2 separate regions of the Mus musculus genome follow, and region 2 is linked to region 1. Evidence: chromatin loops called from intact Hi-C (ENCODE). Cell type or tissue: heart. All regions are shown on one strand.

Evidence for each region. Hi-C counts contacts between places; a loop is a spot of excess contacts. Peaks named below come from ENCODE experiments on the same cell type or tissue, not always from the same donor. Only the 100,000 strongest peaks of a DNase experiment are listed, where the experiment ranks them.
Region 2: a loop joins it to region 1, with 2.2 times the contacts of the local background. A loop is called at or near these places in 3 of 42 quality-filtered maps.

Annotation. Positions count from the first base shown.
Region 1 is chr9:111,568,785-111,573,784 of GRCm38, reverse strand. It overlaps Stac (src homology three (SH3) and cysteine rich domain), which reads left to right. Exons shown (of 11, transcript NM_016853.3): 9 at 1,233-1,284; 10 at 1,384-1,521. Among named protein-coding and RNA genes, the nearest start is that of Gm36088, 2.6 kb to the left of the region's middle. In heart, a CTCF peak has its summit at 1,995 (motif pointing left); no DNase peak of the experiment used is centred here.
Region 2 is chr9:111,492,604-111,497,603 of GRCm38, reverse strand. No RefSeq gene overlaps it. Among named protein-coding and RNA genes, the nearest start is that of Dclk3, 56 kb to the right of the region's middle. In heart, a CTCF peak has its summit at 1,879 (motif pointing left); no DNase peak of the experiment used is centred here.

The sequences.
Region 1 (5,000 bases):
TGTCTACCAACTTTGTAAGGCTAATAACATAGGAATTCAAATGATGTGAATTCATCTAGTAAGAGAACAGCTAGACTTCATAAGAATGTTGGGAGGGGAACAGGAAAGAACAGGAATCTTGGGAGATTCCCAGATAACCAAAGGCCCAAAAATGACAGGCCATTGTGGCACAACCTGGGCATCCCCACACCAGGAGGCTGAAGCCAGCAGACCACAGCAAGTTCAAGACAAGCTTGGGCTACAAAATAAGTCCCAGGCCAGCCTGGGCAACAATGTGATAATAGGTCTTAATTTTTTTTTAAATTTGTACTCATAAAAAAATGAAAATAAACCCCTGGGTATAGGAGTCAATTCAAACACTGGGCAAAATCCCCGACTCTGGGTTTTCAGTAACATTGACTGCTCTAAGTTCCTCCCTCCCTGTGTGTGCTCTCCTTCCCATAGCTTGAGATATTGCAGTACCTCTCACAAATGTGGGGCCTTCTGTCCCTTGAGTCTGGAGTAGCCTTAGAAATTGCATTGGGCTCTAAAGAGGCAAACATGCAAAGAGAGCCTTCCCTCATCCTTATTTACTTACTGAGTTTGAGACCAGCCTGATCAACATACATGAAACCTTGCCTCACCCATACTCTGCTTTTCTTCTCTTTTCTTTTGTAAATTTCACCTGCATTGGCATTTGTCAGCATGTACGTCTGTGTGAGGGTGGCAGATCCTCTGGACCGGAAGCTACAGACAGTTGTAAGATGCCATGTGGGTGTTGGGAATTGAATCTGTGTCCTCTGGTTGAGCAGCCAAGTGCTCTTAACCACTGAGACATCGCCCCAGTCTTGCCTGTGTGCTTTTTAATCCAATCAAACCATCCCAAATAAAGATAATAATAAGGAGAATGACTGGCTTTAATAATTACTAAACAATATAAAAGCAAAATATAGCCTGTATCTACATATCAAATGCATGAGGAAATTGGATAGGAAATACAGAAGATGGGAGGAAGATATACTTTGGGGCAAAATATACCCTGATACTTATTGAATACTAAGCCTGGCCATTTTTGCAATGTGAATATTTACTTTCCGTTTCCTTGGAAGGGAAGAGCCAGTGGAAACATGCTTCCTTTACTTCTATTTATTTTAGGATAATTTGCGTGAATGAAAAACTACCTCACGCTAAAGAGTATTTTCTCTTCCTCATCTGACTTCTGCCCCCCTAACTCATGCATCCTTCATTTTTAGGCCAGGAGACATGATCACTCTCCTAGAAGACTCCAATGAAGACTGGTGGAAAGTAAGTGTTTCAGACTTTAAAAAGAAATAAGAATCCTTTGGTGATGACAGTTACAATAAATGTTGCATTTGCCACTGAACGCCTCCTCTTCCATTTCAGGGAAAGATTCAGGACAGGGTTGGTTTCTTTCCAGCCAACTTTGTTCAGAGAGTAGAAGAGCATGAGAAGATTTATAGGTGTGTTCGAACCTTCATTGGCTGCAAGGACCAGGGGCAGATAACACTGAAAGAGAACCAGGTAAGTAAAGATCACACACACACACACACACACACACACACACACACACACACACACCACAAACAGGGACAAAAGAAGTGTGCCTCTTGAGAAAAGATGATTATAAGCCCAAGGTACAAGGGTAGTTAGAATCCTACATGCAAAACTGACATGCCAGGAACCTTCTGCTTTTATTATTATAATGGAACACCATAACTAAAAGTAAGTTGGTGGGGAGAGTGTTTATTTTAGCTTGGAGTTTCAGACCATGAAAGTCCAGAATGGCTGGGAAGGCTCAGGCATGGCAACAGGCAATGAAAACCTCACAACAGGAAGAGGAAGCTGTCCAATCGCATTTCATTCCAACAAGAGAGACAGGAAGTGGGAATAACCGATAAAGCCTCAAAGCCCGCCCCTAGTGACTCACTCTCTCCAGCAAGGCTCCACCTACTAAAGGTCCTGTATCCTCTCCAAACAGTGCCACCTGCTGGGGACCAGATGTTCAGATACCTGAGCCTGTAGGAAACCTTCCTCATTCAAACCACTACACTCACTCACCCAATGGTATCTGTCAGAGCACTTGCATCTGTAGTCACTGAAGTTAGCAGCTACTCCAGTTTTTACTCTGGGCCGGCCCCCACCAATACGTCATCACCTAAAGAGAAACATGGCATTGTGTGGTGCTGTGTTCCAGGGTTTGGTGTGTTGGCTCCAATCACATGAAGCCCACTCAGATTTCCTTCTCAAGACCCAAGCCTCTATGGGTCTCCTAAAGGACATAATAACATAAGACAGAGACAAAATACAGAGGAAAAAATCAACTCAGGCAGAGACTCTGGACATTTCCCTGTACCTAATCGACACATTCCTGATACCTTCTGCTCTGTTGATTGTCCTGAGCCCTCTGCCTCTATAATGTGCTTAGTCACTTCCTTCTGGACTCCTTACCCAGCCCCTGGAATATAGACAGAAACAAACAGGACAGCACAGCTCAGTTCTGCCCTGCTCCTCTCTGGATGTCTCCCTCCAGCACAGAGAGGGTGTCCTTCTGTCCCTCCAGCACAGCAAGGGTGTCCTTCTGTCCTTCTGTCCTACTTATTTCTTCTCACTGTGCATGCACCGTCTTCAGTGCTGGGCAAAACATGATCGTATCTCCAAGACCGATCTGGATGTGTTAGAGGAGGATGCTGGGAGCCAGAAGTTAGAATTTTCCTTTCTTTCACAATGAAGTCTCACAGATGATTGATTGCCAATATCCAGTTTGGGAAGTCAGAAGTTTGCCTCTTTCTGCATTCTTGGTAACAATATAGTAACTCCAGCATTTCTCAAGGCAATCAATGGATATCTCTAGTTGAGTATGAAATATGAGAAGGCTCAGTCTTCAAGAAATTAAATAATGAAATATGAATTCATAATGTAATACTTGTCTGTCCAACACAGTTGCTCCAAATGTACCTTAGATGGCATTATTTATTATTTTATTGTATGTGTGTGGAGATTGTGCCAGTGTAGATGTCTGAGCACTACATGCATGCCTGATGCTGTAGAGGCCAGGTGGGACACTGAATCCCCTGTGATCTAGAGTTGCTAGTCAACATGTGGGTGCTGAGAATTGAACCTGAGTCCTCTGGAAGAGCAGCCAGTGCTGTTGTCATCTCTCTAGCCATCCTCTCCCATTTTGGGTGGATTACCTTCAAAGACAGTTCTGAAGTCTCACACACACACACACACACACACACACACACACACACACACACAATCAGTCATTACTTTATAATTATAACTGATTTATTGTTCTAAAATAATGTTTTACTCAATTTAATCAACAGTTTTCTTTCCTATATGTGACTCCAAATGACTTTTTCAACTTGACAGATGTCTCCTCACTCTGGACATCTAGTTCACCCCTTGTAATTCCAGCACCCAGGAAACACAGGCAAGAAAATTTCAAGTTCAAAGTCTGTATGTAGTGAGTTAAAAGCTAGGCTGAACTGCATAGCAACCAAGAACCTGTCTCAAAATAGCAAAGGCTTAGGATAGAACTCAGTGATAAAACACAAGGCCCAGAGCTTGCTTTCCAGTGTTTAAAAGAAAGAAGCCCCACACAAAAATAATGATTCTTTTTTTTTCCTTGTAGCTAGTCAATAGAATGTCAAAAAGAAAAAAAAAAAAGAAAGGAAAGGAAAAGAAACATCTAAATAAAAGTACAATGTGAAGAAATGGCTTTTACAAAAAAAAATTGTCTATTACTTTTAAAATCAAGCAAATAAAAATGATTGAAGGTAACATACCAGTAAATCAAAACATAGTTTTCCATATATTTTAACAACAGCAGCAGACGAAGCTGGTGAAATTGGTTTTCTATAAATGCTAGTATGCATCGGCTCCCGAATTTTCATAGTTGCTTCAGACTTGTGTATAAACAGCCACAGAAATTACTGAGCCCCGTGCATGCTATAATGCCATGTTCTGCAATGGACTCATGAAAATAGTATATGCACAGGGAGAAAGCTGGGTGAGCTGCAGCAATGCCCACAGTAATCTCATAATGGTGAGAATTAGGAACAATCCATGATGACAGTGGTCAGTCAACAGTAAGGCTCTCTTGAGGGAAGGAGTTTGGAGAGTGAGGTGATAATGTTCTAGACAGGACAGAGAAATCAGACCCAGACCTCAGCCATTGCTGTGCCCGGGTGAGGATGTTTCTCTAAGAAAAGTCTCTAAAAGATGAAAGAGCAGAGACGCAGACAGAGAGGGTCGTCAGTCATTTTCAGCCCTGTGACTACAGCGATGGAGATCAGGTGTGAGACAGGTACCAAAAATATCACATTATTGCAGGCCACGCCGCCTTGCCCTCAGCACTGTCACCACCACCACCACCACACCACCACCACCATATGTTACCCTGAAGCTCAGATGGCCCATGGCAAAACAAAAGGCCAGGAAGAAAGACAGCAAATCTGGCCTAGGAGACAAGATTGTCTCATTGCCTACTAAGGGAAGAGGACTGGAGGAAGGATGAGCAGTGGCAAGTCCCTGGATCATGAACTGAGTCAAACTTTCCACCCTTGAAGAAGCAAGACAGACAGAGGAAAGACCTGTGAGGTCTTCTTCAGTGGGTGTAAAACTGTAATAGAAATAACTGGGAGAGGATGGCTCATTGGGTAAAGGACTTACTGTGTGATCACAAGGACAGGAGTTCAGATCCTTAGCACCCTCCCAGAAGCCAAATGGAGATGGGACCCCCGGGGGAGGGTAGCCAATCACCATGTTGCAGGTTCAGAAAGAAGCCCCATCTTGGTGAGTCACGAGAAGATGCTTGACATGGGGTTTTTATAATGTTTAGATACCTACGCTTCCTTTACCCACGTCCATGGATTGTGTGAATTAATCATGCAGTATTTCTATTTTACAAAATAGAGTCCCACAGAGGTTCTATGTGCCTTGTTCCAGGGGCCCATGTAAGCGCCGGGCAAGAGTATAAGCATGGGCCTCTGCAC
Region 2 (5,000 bases), 76 kb after region 1:
TGCCAGGGCCGAGCGCTGTAGAGGCTTTTTATCACCACAAGCAAGAACATCTTGTTCTGATGATACAGCCCTTATCTGTCAGACAGAAATATCCCGATTTGAGACATTAAACCCAGCAAGGCAGAAAATGAGAAAGATGCTAAGCCAGATTGTCAGAAAAGCATTCATCAGAAACCAATAATAGCTACAGTCCCTAGGGTACAAGGTCAGGAGCATGAGCAGCAAGGCATTGTTGTGCACAAGCAAAACTCTACCCTTCCTGATCCAAGCAATGCTACTTCCAAGGCCAGCCACGGCTCAGCGACTCACACGGGAAAGGTGGCCTGCAGTGCTGTATGCAGCGCCACCTGGTGGCTATTTAGTGAGCTGCCAGGCTGCCCAGCCTGAAGTCTATCAGGAACACTTACCTGTTCACCCTTGCTCATTTGTCAAGATGTCACCGGCCCTGGTAGTAAGGGAAAACTCAAAAAACCCTAGTTTAACTTCAAATAAAGTAATTTACTCAGCTTCTTGGCTAAGGTAGATTAAGTCTGAACTCCGGGGCAATAAAATGCTCACCATGCAAGCATTCAGATCTGAACTCAAGCCAAGAACCCCTTCTAAGGAGCTGCACGTGGTGGTGTGTACTTGTATCTCATCACTGAAGAGGTAAGAGCAGGTGGATCCTGGGGCCCATTAGCTGGCCAGCCTATGGGACCCCGGGTCAATTGAGAGGCCTTGTCTCAAATGACAAAGTAGACAGGACCTGAGGCTATCCTCTGGCTCCACACTCACCTGTACACACACACACACACACACACACACACACACACACACAGAGGCACACACAAACACACACACACACTTCAGATTCTTATTAGGATGTCCACAGAGATTCTTTACTTAGTTAAGGATAGGGCACTAGTATCTCCAGCTAGCGGTGTTCACAATAGCCATGATAATGTACAATCCTAACCAGGGTAATCCTGGCAGACAAGACAGGCACACTGTTCTGGAAAGTGCTCTGGAGTCTGCTTTAGTGTAGTCTACTTTGCCCACTTCAGAGCAGGCAAAGCAGGTCAGTAGGCTCTGCAGACCCACAGCTGGGAGGCTCGTTGTAAGCCTCTAGCTTTCTCTGCTCCCGGTTGCCTTTGTCTCCTTGGGTTCCTATAGGAGCTCTTTGGGTTCCTTGGCCTTTAGGATGTTTGGCAAAAAAAAAGATGAAGAACCAACTTGGGGGTCAAAGTTTGTCCTTTTCCTGCCTTAGCAATGAGGAGATACTGATGTCCCAGAGCTGGGGGAGGGGCTGCTGAGCGACAGTGCCAGGCAGAGTCACTGCTCTCAGGAGCATCTCTAAGGCTCTCAGGCATCAGGCAGTGAGACATGTGGAGGTCCTAAGACCTTAGGTAGTAACAGGGCAAAAAGAGCTAGGGACCCAGGAACCCAAATGCCAGGGCACCTGGCCTCACCAGATCCTGAGGTGCCCTAAGGGTGGACAATGGGGCAGTCTCAGCAGCTACCTATCCCTGGAAACAGAATGATCCCGGGTTCGTATAAAATAGAGACTGAGAACTACTTTTCACTCTTAAAAGAACAAATACAGAACATAGTCCAAAGGCTCAACAGTAGCCCGGCCTCCTGCCTGGAATGAGTGTGGATGACCCAATACTCCAGTGGGGTACACACCAATTACTCCAATACTGAGGTGGCTGAGGCTGGAGAATTACAAGTTTGACACCAACATGGCTATGTAACAAGACCTTGTCTCAAGCAAAACAGGAAGTTAATAAAATGCATCACCACCTCCTGCCCACTGCAATGCACCAGCAGCAAACTGCATCCTCCACCATCGAGCTCAGCCGCTGCGTCAGTGCGATTCCAAATGCCAGGAGCGCCACCTGCTGCTCAAATGTGGAAAGTCCAGTTTGTCCTTCATCAACATAATCAAGTTCTCTGTAAGATTTTTAAATGATTTGAGGGTGTTTGTTGTTTAAATAATCAAAAAAAAATGTTAACACAAATACACACCAAGTATCAAACTGATTATAGAGAAAATTGGATTCCAACGTAGGGTTTATTTTGCATTTTAGGGGATACTGGGAAATTCTGCCAGAGGTCAGCTAATGTCTTCGGAGGCATTCACATCAACAGAGGCCCAAGAATTCAGCTACATGCTTCACACTGGTCATAGAAATGGAGCGAGTGTGTCCCATCAGGGTTTCAAGAAACCCTGTGTTGAAAAAGAGAGAGAGAGAGAGAGAGAGAAAGAGAGAGAGAGAGGAGGAGGAGGAGGAGGAGGAGGAGGAGGAGGAGGAAAGGAAAGGAAAGGAAAGGAAAGGAAAGGAAAGGAAAGGAAAGGAAAGGAAAGGAAAGGAAAGGAAAGGAAAGGAAAGGAAAGGAAAGGAAAGGAAAGGAAAGGAAAGGAAAGGAAAGGAAAGGAAAGGAAAGGAAAGGAAAGGAAAGGAAAGGAAAGGAAAGGAAAGGAAAGGAAAGGAAAGGAAAGGAAAGGAAAGGAAAGGAAAGGAAAGGAAAGGAAAGGAAAGGAAAGGAAAGGAAAGGAAAGGAAAGGAAAGGAAAGGAAAGGAAAGGAAAGGAAGAAAGAAAAAGAAAGAAAGAAAGAAAGAAAGAAAGAAAGAAAGAAAGAAAGAAAGGAAGAAAGGAAGGAAGAGAAGAAAAGACAAAAAGGTGCACCTCCTGTTGTCTGTAATATTTAACTTACAGTGTATAAAATGGTTTCATTCTTTCTAGTTTGTTTTCCTGTTTTTCTGCTTCTATGTGTAACTGTGTCTCTGTCTCTCTGACTACTGTGTAGCTATTTCCTCTGAATTGAAACATTCCCCTTAAAGGGAAGGAGGGGGAGATAAGGAGAGAGGGAAGGAGGGGGAGAGACGGAGGAATGGAGGGAGAGAGGTTCAAAAGACTTAAAACTAAACTTCCACAGCTAGGAAAGTTACTAAAGTTACAAGACTCAGGTACATGCTATCTAAAATGTAAGATTGTGTATACACGTGGTAAGCAACAGAGGGAGGGATGAGGAGGTGGACTCCGGGAGAGCTGCCTGCAACTTGAGCAGGGAACTCCGGTGATGCAGCTTCCCAGAGTTATCCCTTATGCTACAGTGGGTTCTTCAGCCATGCAGCCACCTTTGAGACACACATGCTCTTGTAAGTAACTCTTCATCCATACTCCTGGAAATAACCCTAATCAACTAACTGATCACCAAGCTAGATTGAGGCAGAATCACTTCTCTAGTTTGCCATTGGTGTTGTATCTGTTTGTGTCTCTCCAGAAACCATACAACATTCTCTTTCTCTCTGTCTCTTTCTATTTCTGTGTGCATTGCTCTCTGTTTCTCCCCCCTCTCTTTGTCTGTGTGTTTCTGTGTCCATCTCTGTGTCTCTGTGTGTGTCTATGTCTCTCTCTCTCTGTGTCTCTTTCTGTGTCTCTCTCTCTGTCTCTCCCTCCTCTCTCTCTATTTCTCTCATACACACACACACACACACACATTTATTTGGTGTGGATGGATGGGTAAATGGATAAAGTTCATATGGAGAAATTTCTTGGTTCCTTTTCCTGTTGCTGTCATAAAATACCCTGATAAAAAGAAACTGACAGGAGAAATGGGTTCATTTGGCTCTCAACTCAAGACCCAGGCCATCATGGCAGGAAAGTCAAAGCAGCAGGAACTCAGAGCACATGCTCACCCCACACGCAGTCAGGACAGAGAGGATGGCCGCTGCTTGAGCTTCCTTCCCCATCTTTATATCCCAAGGTCCCAACCCAGGAAGCTGTGCTGCCCACAGTGAGCATGTCTTCCCACCTCAGTGTAATCAAGATAATCCACCCACAAAATGCCCAGAGGCCCATCACCAGATGTTCTAGATTCTGTTAATTGGCGATCAACATTAATCATTATAAATGGCTTACTAGAATGTTCTACCTCTAAAGGGACTCACCATGAGTCCGGTTAGGGCTGATTACGGTGTCTCACAGCCCCCATGTTCCCACGGCTCATAATTACATCCATCTGTTGTTCTCCTTGGTAGTTCTGAAGGTCAGATAGGGCCGCTTTGTTCCTGTGTACAGGCCAGCTTCTGGTCCCTTCTAAGGGTCTGTCTTCTTTGAACCAGAAATTCCCAGGACATGCTCTTTTTGTGGTAGGTGGCAGAAGCTCTTGGACCAAGCTAAATGGGCAATTAAGTCTAATCCCTCTGGGCATAGACTTAAGTGCTTGAATCCCATTGGCTAAGGCAAATCATATGACTTCCTTAAGGCAGGAAAGCATAATCTCTCAGAAACAGCAAAGGATAGGAAGGCCAGTAGAGATGCAGATATTAAACTGTACAATCTACCACAGGCTCGAATTGGTTGGTTGGTTGGATGAGTGTTGTTGTTATTGGCCTGGTTTGGTTTGGTTTGGGTTGGGTTTTTTCTGGTTTTGTTTTGTTTTGTTTTGTTTTGTTTTTTGCTTGTTTGTTGAGACAGTAACATGGTTGTCCCTGATCCACCAGCTCCAGGTTCCCCATGCTTGTGTGGTTTCCACAGAGCTGAGAGACTAGGATCTGTTCCCAAATTCTGGGGAATAATGTTTGCCTGGCTGGATGTGCCAAATGTCCACCTCCAGTTCAGCCAGCTATGTCTGGTGGTGACAGCAGATCATATAAGCCAGACACCTCCAGCAGGGGAGAGAGATGGGATTTTGTAGTGGGCAGGAAGTGACTGGTGTTCCTATGTCTACCCCTAAGTGTCAGGAACCAACAAGCTAATAACTAGCAGGTGATCTTCCTGAGATGGGTCTGCCTTGGATTAATAGCTACAACATAGCTCTGATAGACAAGACCCAAGAGAAATTCATTTTAGGAAAGATTCCTGCTATTAATAAGCTTTTCATGTTATTATTAAACATATATAATAATCACTAGGCATTAACTCACCCTTTTGAGCAGATCTCTGAAAATCTACAAAGAAGTACTGCCTTGCAGTGATGCTATATAGGCAAATAGATGGTTTCTTAACCCTTA